Regions from separate parts of the Homo sapiens genome. Here region 1 is linked to region 2. A link is an interaction called in ENCODE POLR2A ChIA-PET data of the cell type or tissue named here. Cell type or tissue: MCF 10A. All regions are shown on one strand. Each heading gives the region's core, and the rest is flanking DNA. Links, peaks and the distances in the headings are about the cores only.

The links. Peaks named below come from ENCODE experiments on the same cell type or tissue, not always from the same donor. Only the 100,000 strongest peaks of a DNase experiment are listed, where the experiment ranks them.
Region 1: POLR2A ChIA-PET joins it to region 2 with 5 read pairs; 2 of 35 experiments call an interaction of 5 or more read pairs at or near these places.

Annotation. Positions count from the first base shown.
Region 1 is chr14:98,828,554-98,836,884 of GRCh38, forward strand. No RefSeq gene overlaps it. Among named protein-coding and RNA genes, the nearest start is that of LINC02914, 120 kb to the left of the region's middle. In MCF 10A, for the core only: no CTCF peak of the experiment used is centred there; no DNase peak of the experiment used is centred there.
Region 2 is chr14:98,902,102-98,910,432 of GRCh38, forward strand. No RefSeq gene overlaps it. Among named protein-coding and RNA genes, the nearest start is that of LINC02914, 190 kb to the left of the region's middle. RefSeq lists an enhancer at 2,510-3,010. In MCF 10A, for the core only: no CTCF peak of the experiment used is centred there; DNase peaks (open chromatin) are centred at 1,450, 2,810, 4,590, 7,400 and 1 weaker place.

The sequences.
Region 1 (8,331 bases), core at 25-8,024, 74 kb before region 2:
AGAGAGATGAGAAGCCATGTAGAGAATTTGACAAGAGCAGTGACATGATTTTATCTGAGCTTTGGAAGGATTGATATAATGTAATTTAGACCTCAAGACACTTTTCAAAGGGTTATTTGGCTGCTGTGTTTTTAACAGACTTGGGGCAGAGGAGTACAGGTGAGGGCAGAGAAGCCAGTGAGAAGCTACTTGTAAAATACAAAGCATCGTGCAAGGCACAGAGTGGGCATGAGTGCTTAGAGGAGGACGTTATCATGGCCAACCATGGGTTGACGTACTCAACCCAAGCTGGGTGTGGCTAACATGAAGAAGACTGACAGCCGATCTGTTCCATGGCCTCTATATGGTAAAACACAGTTTTCCTTTGCTAAGTGTTTATCGAATAAATGAATAAGTCACCCCCTGTGTAATTCAGTTCTAGTGGGGAGACCAACAGGGCAACAACTGAGATGTCACAGCAGGGCACCAGAGGAGGGGGCAGAGAACTTTTCTGGGGAGACAAGTGAGATGTGAGCAAATGCTTCACAATGGCAGTGAAATTGAGATGGGCCTTGAGGAGTGCATAGGAGTTTTCCAGGCAGATGGGATACCAAAGACACACCACAAAACGGCAGCTCTAGCAAATGTGCAGAGACAAGTGTGTGAAAAGTTTACAAACTCATGAAATTGTTCTGTACCTGGAACATAGTAGGTGCTCAGGACATATTTGTGGCATGAATAAATGGTTGCTATGGGACTAATTGGATGCATGGTTGTGAAGACAGCCCAGGGCCAAGCACAGGTGGGCTGTTCCTAGGAGCACTTTCCTAGGTACTTAAATGGAAATTGATGGGAATATCATGTGTCCTTTAAGCAAATCTGGGGTGAGGGAATAATTGCATTTTTGTCATTGCTGTATTCAAAATGCAAAATTAGGACATGAAACAGAGTAAAAGATATTCACTAGCAACTGTACATTTCTATATCAAGCCCCAGCTTCTCTCCCTGAGTCCTGGGCTCTAATACCCCAGTGCAGTTATCCACTTGGATATTCAATATTTACCACATACAAGGAAAAACTCCTTATCTCCCACTCAGACATGTGCCTCCCCTGCAGTAGTAGATATCCTGGTACTCACAAATATCTGACTCATATCCCCTTCTTGGTGCACAGTTTGTCTCCCGCGACTGGTTCTGGGCAGGGAGCAAAGAACCAAAGTGACATGTGTCTCTTCTCAGCCAGAGCATAGAAGAGGGGCTGTGGGATCTCCATGCTGTCATCCTTTCCACACTGCAGTCACTTACATGGCCACATGCCCTAGAAGGCACAGCTGCCAGATGGTGTCTCTGCACCTGCACTGAATAAAAGCATGAAAACAAATATTTGTTGTATTAAGGTATTGCAACGTGGGGGGTTATTTGTTACTGCAGCACAACCTGTCCCCGCTGATGAATACACCATGTCTTGCACAGTCTTCATTAATAGTGCTGCTCAGTTACTCAGGCCAAAACCTATGATGCCCCTCTTTCGTGTCCCAGCCTGACACACTTTTCTGACCCATCGCTAAGTCCCGGCAGATCTACCTTCAAAGTGTTTCTGGAACTGAGTGTTTATCACTATCTCCATCCCACCCCGCCTGGCAAAGCACCAGCAATGCTCCCTGGGAGGACTGGAGCAGCTCATCCACTGATCCTTCTGCTTCTCCTCTCATCTCCACATAGAAGCAAGAGAGACTTTTTCCAATATTTACTATTTCTAATTTTCCTTGCTTATGGTGACCCACTGTCTTGAGAACAGATCTGAATTCCATACTGTCGCCTGCAAGGTCCTGTGTGCCTTGGCTCCACATTGCTTCTTCAGTCCCATCCATGACAATTAATTACACCCTGTGCTGATTCCTTCCCCTGTCACCCTTGCCTCCTTGATGGCCCTCCCACCTCAAGGTCTTTGCACCAGTTGCTCCTGTTACCTGCAGTGCCCTCTCCACCAGCTCTTCCCACACTTGACAACTTCTCTTCATCTCTTCTCAACTCCTTAAAGAGGTCTTCCTGGTACCCCTTTGCTAAGCCAACCATCCTCTCTCCCCAGTAATGCTACATCATATTTTGTTCTATTATCTTCACAAAACGTACCTCCAATGGAAGCTACCTTTTCTTGTGCTTACTGAATTTTTGACCCTGTGTCTCTATCAGAATATTGTATTCACTAGACCCCCAGCACCTAGGAACAGTCTTGGCATATAGTAATCTCTCCATATATGGTCAATGAATGATTGAACAAATGAATGAATCTACTAGCATAAGCTTAGCTGTTGGTAGAATAAAATGAGACTGCAGCAAACTTCATTGAAAATGATGACTTCTTGGACCTGCCATTGTGTTACGATTCTATTCCCTCATCCAAGATGAAGAAGGATAAGAAAGGAAAGGAGGGAAGGAGAGAGAATAAGAGTGAGAATAAAAAGGCATTGTTCATGATCCTGTTCGGGGTGCCTCTCATGCCTGACAAATAATGAATTAGAGAGAGATCAGAACATCCAAGACCAAAACAGTCATTAACTGCCACTCCCCCCAGACCCCCTCCCAGAACATGCCGGCTGCCAGAAGCCGGCCCAGACAGTCCAGTTAGGAAACAAAAAGATGGAACAGAAAGGCCTCTTTGAGCAGCCTGGTTATTAAGAGCTCTAGACAGGGAGAGAGAGTGTGTGCAGCTTAACTCAAACATTTGTGCTGAAATGTAAAAAACAATTATGACATTCAATTATTCCATTAAGTGAAATTAACCATTCTTCTTGTTCTTTGAAAAGACCAAAAGGAAGCACAGATCTGAATAATTAGGTCAGTGAAGAATTGTGAAGAAAGGATGTCTGGACTTTTATTTTCATTTGAAAGTAGGAGGAGGATTTTGCGTTCGGGCTGTGTGTGTGTGTGTGTGTGTGTGTGTGTGTGTGTGGTGTCCGTTTGCTCTAAGAACGCCTTTGAATTCCCGGGGTGGTCATATGCGAGACTCTGCCCTGGCAGGTATGGCCAAGTCTGGATCAAGGAGTGGCATTCCCACTTTGATGTTGACTGTCACGCTCGGCTGCTTGACGATCTCTTTGGCTGCCTGCAAGTCTGTTGTCCTGGGCGACCAGGTAAACCCGGCTGGGAATGCAGACCCTGCCTCTCAGTCCTCCTTGGCATCCCTTGCAGAGGAGAGATATGTAGGTGGAGACTTTTCTCCTTGTCTTTCAAACTCCCAGGAGGGATCTTCGCCCCTAAGAATCATCTGCTGAGGCTATGTTACCTGGTGGCACATCCGGACGACACATATGCATTTAGCTGTACGCTCACACGTGTGTGTGGACATGCACTCACATACCACACACATGGCTCAACTGTGAAGACAGGGAGTGAGGATGGAGTGCAAAGACAAGGGCCACCACTGAGACCCCTGGTGTGTTAGTGAGCCCGTGACCTCTGTGTCAGTAGCTACAAATAAGGCTGTGCTAATATCCACCTGACCTGGGGTGTAGGCATTAAGGAAGCCACCATATCTGCCCTCCAACCTGCATCTGACTTTCCACAGTGTGGCTTCTCCGAAAAAACATTATTTTATTTTTCATGATGTCATTTGCCTGCAAATATTAAGTATCAATACCATGTGGGTTTTTTTGTTTGTTTGTTTTGTATTTTTTAATCATCTGTTGAGTGGTCCATTGCTCCAAGGATACTTGGGACATCAAGCCTGCTTATCTGTGATAAGGGCCTCTGCAGTTTGTTCTAACAGCCTGCCCTGTGATAGATCCATAAGCGTATAATGTTAAATTATGCTCTGGACATTCCTTTTAAAAAGCTTTTTTTATGATAGTGGTAAAACACACATAACATAACATTTGCCATTTTAGCCATTTTTAAATGTACAGTTCAGTGTCATGAAGTGCATTCACATTCTTAGGAAGCCATCACCACCATCCATCTCCAGAACTTCTTTTTATCTTCCCAAACTAAAACTCTGTCCTCACTGAACCATAACCATCCATTCCATTCCCTCCCCACCCCAGCCCGTGGAAACCACCAAGCTACTTTCTGTTTCTACGAATTTGCCCACTCTAGATGCCTCGGGTAAGTGGAATCAAGCAGAATTTGTCTTTCTCTGGCTGGCTTATTTCACTTAGCACAATGTTTTTAAAGTTTGCCCATGACATAGGATGTATCAGAACTTCTTCCCTCTTTAAAGCTAGATAACATTCCATTATATGTATATACCATATTTTCTTTAGCCATTCATCCATCAATAGACTCTTGGGTTGTTATGGGCTATCGTGAATAATGCTTCTATAAACATGGATGTACAAATATCTGTTGAAGTCCCTGTTTTCAATTCTTTTGAGTATTAAAATGATTTTTCAAGGAGAAAGAAATAAAATATCATTTTCTATTCAGTGTATTCAACTAGTGTGTTATCACAGAAAGTGGATGTTCTTTGCATTCAAATAAAACATGGATTGAAATTTTGGTTGTTAAAAATTAGAAGAATTGTCTATTTAAATAAATTAAATTATTTAACTTCTCCAAGATTTACTTTCTTGACAAGCAAAATGGAAAAGTTCTTTCCAACTCAGAAAGGTAGTTGTGAAAATTGAATTGATGATCAGTTTCAAGACAAAAAAATACCAAGAATAATGGAGGAAGACAAACCAGGGGAACTTTGACTAAGAATCTGCCTAAAGATGGGCCCCTTCCACTCCCACACTCCAGCCCTGGACCTGGGTCCTTCTTGACCTCAACCCTCCGAAGAGCCAAGAACCAAATTCCCAGCTGGTAGGTGGCCCACTCCAGCTTGGGATAGCCCCAGTCACCTCTGAAAGCATTTCTTCCATTTGACCACAAATCGGTGTCCCTGTGGCTTCTACCCACTTGTGATCCCAATCTCTCCTGGTGAGGTTTCAGAAAATAAGTTCATCCTCCTTCCATAGGTGGGCAAAGAAGCCAGGAGAAAGTGAGGGGGTCATAGACAGCAACAGGGGAGATTCCAAGGTTGCATGCAGAAGCAGGCTATGAAGTGACCTGCCAAGTTTGGTGAGGAAACAGAATTTGAGACCCTGTGAGCTGGGTGGACAGGACTCAAGGAAAGAAAGAAATAGGCTGGCAGTGGAGACCTGGGAGGTTAACGCCTGGGCTGGCGGCTGCAAGACAGTCACCCTCCCACATCGTCAGGTACAGGGAGTGGGAAGAGATTCATGGGAATGGGAATGGGTGGACTTTCAGAGCCCAGGGATGGGCAGAGCTGAAGAGCTGATAACTTGAGCCTGGAAAGTTCTAACCATCACACAGTGGGGCCCAGAGAATGTCAATCACAGCAGGTGGAGAGCTTCTCCAGCCTGAAAACAAGTGCTTGATGAGAGGACAGAAGGAGCTGGGAAGTTCCAGGGAGAACCACTCTTGAGTGTTCACAGAAAAAATCTGTGTTTCACCAGAGACCAGTTCACACTAGGCCAATATAAGCAAGTCAGAAAACAGGACCTCTGGAAGGTAGCCAGCCTATCACAGATACATGGAACAGAAGAGGGCCTGAATGCCTATCTAGTGAGGCAGTAATTGCTGGCTAGAAATCTCTACAGGGTGGGCCAGTCTGGTTCTATTGGTAATCTAGTCATTAGTATGCCCATTTTGAAGGTATGTAAAATTAGGCTTAGAGAGGCTGATGGGCCCATGCAAAGTTTTTTAGGACAAAAGAGCTTGTGTTCTTTTCCTCCTTCCCACGCCTTCCTACTGTCTAACATGCAGTATTTGTGACTCAGCAAAAATGTTGTGACAATCAGGAGTAATGCCCAAAATACTTAACATGGGGAAAGCAGACAACCAGGTAATCAGAGAAAATGAGACTGAAGGGCTAAAGCAGGGTCCCAGAGATGCCCTGCAAGGCTGAACATTAGCCCTTCAGTTGCTGGATGGTGGATCCCAGGGAAGAGGCTGGGTGGATAGGGCAGCACTTACGGACCTCAGAGAGTGGCTAGTTACCAACCAATTTTGTTGAGAAGAATTTGGGTATTTTAGCAGCCAATAGAGAGGTGCCTGTGTACATGTCAGCCCTATCATAGAAAAGGTATTAGGTGTACCCTTCAGTGTCAGCTGGGACCCAGCCCCAGACTAATGGTAGTAAAATTCTGAAATCTTATGCCCTCGAAAGCTCCTCCAGTCCTGGGGATTGCAATGACCAGGGAATTGTGGGCAACCCCTGCCTTCTGGGTCACTAGGCTACCAGGGCACTCAGAGCCTTCAGCTGGTCCCCAACCTGGACCAGCCCTCTGGGGCCTGGGCCAGCTCACAGACTCAGAAAGACCTGGGCTAAGCCTCAGGAACCCAGGTGTCCATGCCACATCGGATCCTGACCTGCTAATGTTCAAGGAGGCAGCTTCACGCCTGCAGATGTTCAGAGCTCTGAGAAGAAAATGCGACTGCTTCTCATTCCTGGGCCCAGGTTCTCTCCAGGGAAAGCAACTGTGTGAAGGCTGGGAGAAGTCGGGAGGTGTTAGACCAACCCCAAAGTCAGCAGGACCAGTAAGAAGTTCTCAGCAGGCAATCCTGCAATGCTTAGGGGATAAATGGCTCAGGGACGTGTCAATGGCATTTCCTCTGAAAGAATCACACACACCCACACACAGGCTCACACATGCTCACTCACACTCACACACACACGCTTACTCACAGTCACACGTGCTCACTCGCACTCACACAAACCAGCTCACTCACACCCACATAAACTCATGCTAACACCCGCTCACTCACACGCACAGACCAGCTCACACAGACTCACACATGCTCACTCACACATGCACTCATGCTCACACTTGCTCAGTCGCATTCACACACACACTGGCTCACTCACACCGGCTCACTCACACACTCACACCTGCTCACGTGCACTCACACACAGTTATGCTCACACCCACTCACTCACACTCACGTTCATTCACACCCACACATGCTCATTCCTGCTCACTTGCATACACATACGGTCACACCTGCTCACTCACACACGCCAACTCACTCAAACCCACACACACTCCCACTCACACACACACTCATGCTCACACCCGCTCACTCACACACATGCTCACACACTCACACCCAGTCACACTCAGTCATACACACATTTATCCACACATACACCCACTCGTTCACACTCACCCACACACTCACTTGCTCACTTGCACTCACCCACACACTCACATTCACCCCTACACACTCATGCTCACACCTGCTCACTAACACACACCTGCTCACTCACACCCCCCACACACTCACACACCTGCTCACTCACACTCACCCACATACTTACACTCATACCTGCTCACTTACACTCACCCACACTCGTTTGTTCTCACCCACACAGTCACACTCACATTCACCCACACACACTTATACCTGCTCACTCACGCTCACATACACTCACTAATTCACACTCACCCACACCTCTGCTCACTCACAGTCACCCACACACATTCACACCTGTTCACTCACACTCACCCCCCCAAGACACACACAGGCCACAACTCAGTCATTCACACACATGCACACACCTCACATACACATTCCATTCACACTCACACACAAACACTATATGAATTTCCTATCCCTGCTATAACAAATTACCACAGATTTAGTGACTTAATACAAATATATTGCCTTTCTCTTCTGGGCATTCAAATCCAACATGTGTCCCTCTGGGCTAACATCAAGTGCTAGCAAAGCCGCCCTCCCTCTGGGGGATCCAGTAGAGAAGCCCTTTCTCACCTTTCCAGGCTTCTGGAGGTGGCCCACGTCCCTCAACTCTGGGCCCCTTCCTCCATCTTCGCAGCCAGCAGAGGTAGGGCAGGCCTGCCTCCGGGGGCAGCACTGTGGCCTCCTCCCCCACCTCCTGCTCTCAGTCTTAAGGACCCTTGTGATGACATTGGGCCCACCAGGATCACCCAGGATAGTCTCCATTTTAAGGTCAGCCCTTGGGAAACCTTCATCCCACCCGCAGTCTTCATTCCCCTTTGCCTTGCAGCGTGTGACAGAGCCCTCGGTTCTAGGGATTGGGACGTGGATGTCTTTGAGAGGCCATCACTCTGCCAATCACACACACACACACACACACACCGCACTCACTTCACACACACACTGCACTCACTCACATACACCTTTTTGAAAAATTAAAAGCAAAGACTTGGATGATTCTACTTTGGGTTTTTCCGAGCCCAAAGCATTCGACAGTAAGTGGCCACTTCTGTCGCATCCCGCACAGCCACACACTCCATCCTCAATCCGTTCTCTCTTTTTTTACAAAAATACAAACAACAACAACAATCAGAAAAGCAAGCTGTT
Region 2 (8,331 bases), core at 199-8,198:
GGGTCCACCCATCCAATCCCCAAGACTACCCATCGGGGAACCATCATTAGATCCTTGTCACCGAGGAGGAAACTGAGACTCAGAATGGCAAAGTGGCTCGCTCAGAGTCACCAGTTAGTAAAAGGAAGGTTCAGGCTGTAAGTGCTGGTCCCTGTCTCCAAAGCTCATGCCCTTCACCCTTATGACACCTCTTCCCAGGCACAAAGTGGGAGCTATGGGTCCCTGTCCAACTGCCTGACTCCCTCTTATTCTTTAAGCATCAATCACCTCCTGCAGGAAGCCCTCCTGACCTTCCCCAAGGCTGGGGTGGGTGCTTCTGCTTTGTAGGTATGGCATACACACTTATGAAAAAATCTCTGCTCCCTGCACCACCACCCCCCAACCTACGCCCCAACACACACACACAGACTGTGCAATCCTCCCAGGCCTTCCCCGCAGCCACCACTCTGCATCACACTGGCACTGCTGAGAAAATCCTACAGGCTACATTAAAAGACGGAGGTGCTAGGGCTGCCACAATGAGCAGAAGATAACAAACACCTGACTCAAGGGACCCGGGGTTTCATGGAAGAGCTCTTTGAGCAGGGCTTCATGGGTCAAGGTGGGTTTAAACAGATCTGGGTGAGGGAGATCCCAGCAGGCAGGCCCGTGTGAAGGTGGGAGGAGGAGGAGCGCCTCCAGGCAGGGGTCAAAACTCTGTCCCTCCTTCTCAGTCTATCTTCCTTCTCCTAATCCGTACATCAGAGGTCACAGGCTGGAAGTCCAGTTTTGCTTGACCAGCTCAGCACTTTAGATTTTTTTTAGATGCATGGCCAACATTTAGTCATTGGGAATTTCAAATTAAAATCTGGATTTCTGGGGTCTGGTGGGAGGTGTTTACATCATCAGAGGGAATCCCTTATGAACAGATTCGTGTTCTCACTTGGGAGTAAGTGAGTTCTCACGCTGACAGTGCCCAGCAGAATTGGTTGTTACAAAGAGCCTGGCACCATCTCCGAGCCTTGTGTCCCCTGTCTCCATGGGAGCGATGCACACAGCAGCTCCCCTTTGCTTTTTGCCACGAGTGGAAGCAGCCTGAGGTCCTCACCAGATGCCCAATCTTGAACTTTTCCAACGTCAGAACCGTGAGCCACATAAACCTTTTTTCTTTATAAATTATTCAATCTCAGGTATTCCTTTATAGCAACACAAAACAGACTAAGACACTCCCACCTAAGGGGACCTTCCGTCACCAACCATCAGGGCACCAGTAATGTCACCTGGCCGGCCACAGGCATTGGTGACCCCTGCCTGGCTCTGAAGGCATTTAGATTAACCCAATCCCAAACCACCTCTGATGGGAAGCCCTGGCTCCTTCAACTGGACTTCCCGCTGGCACAGAAAGGTTTCTGCCTGGAATACACTACACTTTTATACAGTCACATATTTTCTCCCCAAACACAACCACGCCCACTCTCCCTTGGGGCCAGGCAGGTCCACACTTGAATTCTAACCCACATGGAATCAGAGTGTGTCTCACAGCCCTCTGAGCCTCAGTTGTCACTCCAACTGTGACATAGGTCACCTTGCCATGCTTGGGGTTTAATAATGTTTTTTTATCAGGTACACTTGACAGGGCCACAGTCCCCAAAGGACATTTTGTATTTCCACCCTGGGCCTCATCTCCCTCCCCCAACCCCACTTCTCTTTCTCTCTCTCTTTCTCTCTCTAACTAACTCTAACTCACACACATACACACATACACACACACACACACACACACACACACACACACACACACCACAACTCCCAAACCCAGAAGTATTTGGTTAAGTTGAAACTTGGCACCAGAGTCCTGAGCCTTAAGGCAAACATTTGTTATAGAATTTATGGAAAATCACTTGGCTTCTCTTAGCTGGGTCATGGCAAAAAAAATGCACAGCAACCCCCTCTGTGCCTGTTCTGCACCACACTATGCCCTCCCACCCCCACTGTGCACTTTGGCTAATTAGAGGCTCTTGGAATTTCCCTGGGCTAGAGACAGGAGCTACTCTAGGCACGCAACTCAGCAAACGCCTGGAGAGCTTCAGAGTCGGCTAGTCACCACCCACGGCTGCAGCCCATCCGGGCCATAGACAGCAAAGGGTGCCCAGTATTGTCACCCATATCCTTCCATCGGCTGGTGCTCATCAAAGCTGCCTTGAGTTTTGGGTGGATTCTTTGTGCCATCCTTAGATAGATTTCCCAGGACGAGGGTGCATTGGCAGAACTTGGTGCTGAGGTGCTTGGCATATGCCTGAGAAGCTCATTAATGAGAGAAGTTATCCGTTCACTCATGTATTCACTCACACATAAATTCTTCCATTCATCTATTCATTTGTTTCTTTATTGCAGCTTAGACTATTTTACTCATTTTCTCCCTCACTCATTCATTCATTCAGAGTTTTACTAGTTTATGTATAGATACAGATCCAGATCCAGATATAGATATTGATTGATATAGATTCCCTTGTTCACTTACTCTGTATTAATGCATCCATCATCCACTTGCCCACTCATCTATTTATCCATTCATCCATTCATTTATTTCCCCAGACATTGACTCACATTATTAATGTATTTATTAATGCATTCACCCATCCACTGTCTATTTATCCATCCACTCAATCACTGCATTTATTCATTAACTTGAACACATATTCACTCAAGAATCAGCTCCTCCTCCAGGGAAAGCAAGTAAGAACAATCAAGGCGAGGGTGTCACCTGCTCACACCTGGGTCTCACACAGGAGATGAGCTTCAGACTGCAGTCAGCCCACCTCAGGGAAGAAGTGAGTCACAGCAAGATTGGGAAAGGAGAGGCCAGGTTCTTTAGGGCACCAGGGGAAGAGGGTAATCTGGGCCAGGGCAACCAGGGAGCTCTCCCCTAAGGGCGGTGCTCCCTGAGGCCACGGAAAACTTCCAAAGGCATGTGGGGCAGTGGTGAAGACTGCTCCCTCAGGTGCTGGGTGGGCAACTGGGCCAAGGAAGGGGAATCCCACCCTCGTCTAGCAGCCGCCAACTTCACAAGTAAAGATACGGGCTGCTGGGTGTCCTGGCTAGGGCAGAGGAATATGGAGCTGCAAGATCCTGGACTCCATTCTAGAACGGCCACCAAGGAGTCCTGAGACCTTGGGTGGCTTCCTCAACCTGAGTGAGCCTCACATGGTTCCCTGTCCTGGAGCTGTTTTGAGGACACCGATGGATGAAACCATTGTCCGTGTCCCAGCCGTGAGGCTCCCTGAGGGCCCAGACCCGGGACTGGGCCAGGCTTATTCCCTGCTGTCTATCCAGAGCCTAGAACAGGGCTGGCACACAGTGGATGCCTGGTAAATATTTGTTGAATAAATGAATGATTGAACTGGAAAGGGATTTTTGAAATTATCTCGTCCAGTCATTTTCAAACTCTCTTTTTTTTTTTTTTTTTTTTTGAGTCAGAGTCTCGGTCTGTCACCCAGGCTGGAGTGCCCTGGCGTGATCTAGGCTCACTGCAACCTCCGCCTCCTGGGTTCAAGCAATTCTCCTGCCTCAGCCTCCCGAGTAGCTGGGATTAGAGGCACCCGTCACCACGCCTGGCTAATTTTTGTGTTTTTAGTAAAGACGGGGTTTCACCATGCCCCTTGGCCAGGCTGGTCTCGAACTCCTGACCTCATGATCCGCCCACCTCGGCCTCCCAAAGTGCTGGGATTAGAGGGGTGAGCCACTGCGCCCGGCCATTTTCAAACTTTTAAGGGGCTGCAGGGATCACTAGAGAAAGTTTGGGGCTGTATCCTACTTGACCTAAGTACCTCCATTTTTAACTGTTTACATATTGGGCTTTCCAAATTTCATTTGCAAACTGAAATTCTGCACACAAAAAGTTACAAAAATCAAAATTTTGAAAAATTATGGTCTAATTCTTCCCTTTTAAAGATAAGACACTAACGCCCAGAGAGAGAATACAACGTGCCCAAGATCGCCTAGCAAGCTGCTGATGGGGCCAGAAAGAGGATCCAGACCTCCAGACTCCACATCCAGGGCCCTTCTCACACTGCCCCCATCACCTGGCCTCCCTCTATCCTAATGTTGACTCTGCAGGCTTTCAGGGGCCACCTGCCATCCAGTCCCCCTCCTGTGGGCTTATCAGTGGCTGCCTACAGGACTCTGAGATTCCAGATGGAAACGGAAAGAATGGTAAAAAGGAGGTAATTGGGCCAAGTTGTGGAGGGGGGAGCTGTCTCAGCCAGGTATGCAGCGTCTCCTCAGGTGGAGAATCTGGCTAGAAATTCCGAAGGGGACAAAAGCTAACTCCATATGACCATGGTGTTGGGTTTTGAAACCCTATACGTTTTTTAAATCTATAATTATGTGGTACACACCTAATTAAAATGGACTATAATTGTTGAAATATTTTATTGAAGTCATTTTTTTTTTCCGAACGACAGGTTTAACAGATGATAAAACTTGTCTTGTGGTTAACTTGGGCTGCCAAGATCCCCAGGCACAGTACAGAGGGTGGGGCTGTCCGACAGCGGACAGTCAACTGCATCTGAATGCCAGCATTCTTTGCTAAGCACTCCCTTCTGAAGGCTCCTCTTGGGCCCCATGCCAAGCGCTCAGGACGGAGACAAATAGCCTGGGTGGGTGTTTTGTGCACAAAGATGATTGAGGTTTGCTTTTGCTCGATGGAGAAATCCTTTGAAATTGTGCTCCCGGGGAGCAAGGGCAGCTAAGATCAGAGGGAACTGTTTATTCAAAAGCACAAGGAGAGAACAGTGATCCCTCCCCACTCACAACCCACACCCTCCTCCAAACTCCAAATGACCACGGCGAAACAGGCCTCGACAGCGTCAGGGAGCTGCATCCTCACGTCTTCCAAAGGATGAGATGGATGTTTCTCTACCCGTGCCTCCGACAGGAGTTGCAGTTTACTGACAGTCTACCAGGTGCTCAGTGCTTTGTATGCTTTGTTTCTAGTATTTACTACCCACTTTACAGATGAGGAAACTAAATCATAGATAAAATGAGTGGTTTAAGGTCTCGCGGCAAGGAAATATGGCATAGTCTTAACCCCAGCTCTGCCAAACTCGGAAGCCAATGTTTTTCCACTGCTGTGTTCTGTCTCAAAGGCTGGCTCAAAGCGCGCATCTTCATTATTCAAAAAACGGAATCAGCCTGCGGGAGGGAAGGGCAGGAAAGCATGCCCCAGGAGTTGGGGGTTCCTTTTCATTTGTGTTGTCTGTCTGTCCTCCCTACCCAGCCCTGCCGGCAGCATGGGGGAGGGGGCATATTACAAGATCCAGGGGTACTTCCCAGCCCACACCACCAGCACAGCAAGGGCTAGGCCAGGGAGGCAAGGGAGAAGTTTGCTCCCTTTCCTGCCTGAGAACCAGGGGGTAGTCATTTGACCCCCAGTTCTGAGCTCAGCGAAAGTGAGAGCAGTAAGGTAGGGCCCTAGTTGTGAGCCACGTGCCGTTGTCCAGATTTTGTGATGGCTTTATCCTCTGTGATTGTCCCAACCCAGCTGTTAGGCAGCTATTGTCATCCCTGGGCTACTGGTGACCAACAGGGGCCTAGCGGCTGCAACAGACCTAACCTGACCCAGCTAAAACAAAGCTCCAAAACCACCCTAAAAAACGTATTCTGGGAGTTTCTCCATTTTGCGTTGGTGTTTTTTTGTTCCTGTGCTTTCTTTGTTCTTCCTTTGCCTGTCTGCTCTCCCTCAAGCTTGCCCTTCATTTTTGCCGTCATCATTTTTATTGAGCACCTACTATGTGTGAGACCCTCTGCTAGATGTGCACTGTGGAGGAAACACGCTTCTTGAATTCCAACGCCCACTCTCCCCCGGGGAGTTGCAGCATTCGACTACTCTCTGCTTCCTAAGTGCAGTTTCTGCCTTACAAGTCCGGCCCTCGGGGTTGTTGTGTGGAAGGAGGGGACGATGTTTGTGTAGGGCCTGGCTTAGGGCCTGTGAGCCCCTGCCCCTCCTCCAGCCCCCCACCTGCCCCTTCCTTCCCTTGGGGGAGGGACAGAGCAGGCTTCATGCGGGACTCATTCTGACAGCTGTCCGGGAAGGGGGGTGATTTGTACAAAGCAGCCTGACTGTGTCTAAATCCCTCCCTGGGGCACTGTTTCCAAATTACAGTGTGGCAGGTTTGATCCCTGCCACCCCGCCCCACCTGCCTCCGCAGGACTTTCCTCCATCCTGGGCCCTGTGTGATGGGATGACGAGCCCTTCCATCTGCCCCACCGTCCCTCCCAGTCCTCCTCCCTCACTCCTTCCCCACCTATTGGATCTGTCTGTCCATTTGGCATGGGGTGAAGCAGGCGGTGCCTACCCTTCAGCTCTCAACCCCAGGATAGTGACAGCAGCAAGCAGACAATTACATTCTAGAACCAATTAATTAACTGAATGCTCCCCTGCCAGTTGCTTCATATCACTGTCTTATCAAGTCTGAGAGCACTGTCTCATTAGGCCCATTTAAGAGATGCGGAAATGGCAGGGCAAGCAGATCACCACCCCAGGTGACAAATGGCCTGGATACAGGTGGATGGGATGCCTACTCAGGGCCTCCTGTCCTATTTATAGTAGGAACGGCTGCCTTTTGAATGTGCCCTCTGGCCTCGGACATGCTGCGTACAGGAGCACCGATCCTCAAAGGACCAGTGAGGTAGGTACCACCTGGCTCACCTTACCCATGAGAGAACTGAAGTCAGGGAGGGCACATGATGGGCCAGGAAGCCCTGGCTAAGCACACTGGTAAAATGAGACCTCGTATCTTTGCAGCCCTCTAACTTTCCCTCCCTTTGGAGACGCAGATGAAGGGGAAACCAAGCTGCCTTGGAACTGGGCTGCCCCCATGCACCATGGCCATTTGGAACTGGGTAGTGAGAGGCTGCCCTGTCCATTGTAGAATGTTTAGCAGCATCCTCTGGGAGTAGCAAACTCCCCTCTCCTGGGACAGTTGTGACAACCAAAATGTCTCAACATTGCCAGATGTCCCCTGCGCGTGGGGGGCGGGGGGTAAAATCACTCCTACCCCAGTTGAGAACCATTGCCTCACAGTCTTCAGCTTTTTTTCAAGAAAGTCTATGTTATTTCTCTGAAGGACATCTAGAAATTCAGAATGCACAATGCCCAAAAGGGAAAGAACACGGAGCATGTCACAGCAAACACTGATCCCACATGGCATTATTATTATTAATCACTAACTTGACTACAGTCGGTGGGAATGAATCGCTCTGGGGGGGTGGACAATGGGACTTCAGGACATCACAGTCGGAGTGCCACGGCTGACTCATAGGCGACTTTGGACAAGTCTGTTTGCCCTTTTGGGACTCAGTCTTCCCCTCTCTAACATGGAAAGCCTGAAGGATGTGACTCACAATGACCGTTTTAATCTAGTATTGGCAGATGTCCCAGATTTTGCCACCGTGGGACCAATGTTATCACATAGTACAGAAGCCAATGTCCTCTGGGTTCTGATCACCTGGGTGCAGACTGTGGCTTGAGTACTTACTGGCTGGGTGACCCTAATCAGGTCATGTAACATTGCCATGCATCTGCCTCCTGCTCTGTAAAAACTCTGGGATCATAGCAGTATCTGCCTTATAGAACTGTCATGAGCCTTAACTGAGAGGATATATACAATACAACAGTGTCTGACATTAGTAATAGCCTCGTAAGAATTAGTTATCTTTAGAAACCACAGGACCCTCAGTCCCAACCACAGCCCGGCTGAATCAGATCTCCCAGGGAGATCAGGAACCAAGTATATATGGCTACTGAAGGACGGATTTGGTTTTGCCAGGTGGAGATACAGTGCAGAAGAAATGGAGGGAGCATTCTCTGGCTGATTTTTTTAAATCCTCCACAAATGATTCTGAAGCAGTGAGTTGCTGGCCTGGCACTTAGGAACCACTGTAAGTTATATGAAGCTCTCTGACGTTAGGAATATTCCAATAATGTTTTGAGTGCCACTCTGTATGAAGGCCTGAGTGGTGCAAAGATGGAAAAGGTACTCTCTGTCCTCAGAGAGCCACTGCCTAAACCAGCAAAAACAACTCCTAAGCCACATATATAGTCCAAGTGGGCCTCTGTGTTTCAGGAGCACAAGGAAGCCTGAAACATGTGCTCAGCGATGACAGAGGAGACAGTGATCTGCAGGATTATCAGTAGGGCTGTGCAGGTTATTGACTGCACAGAGGCACCCAGAGAAAGGTCACTCTTCTTTCTAATTCGCATAAAAGCTCCATCGGGCCAGTGGCAGGTCTGGAGGTCATTATTCAAGCAGGCTGTTCTGGAAGCTCCTACTCATCCATCAGTGAGAGTTT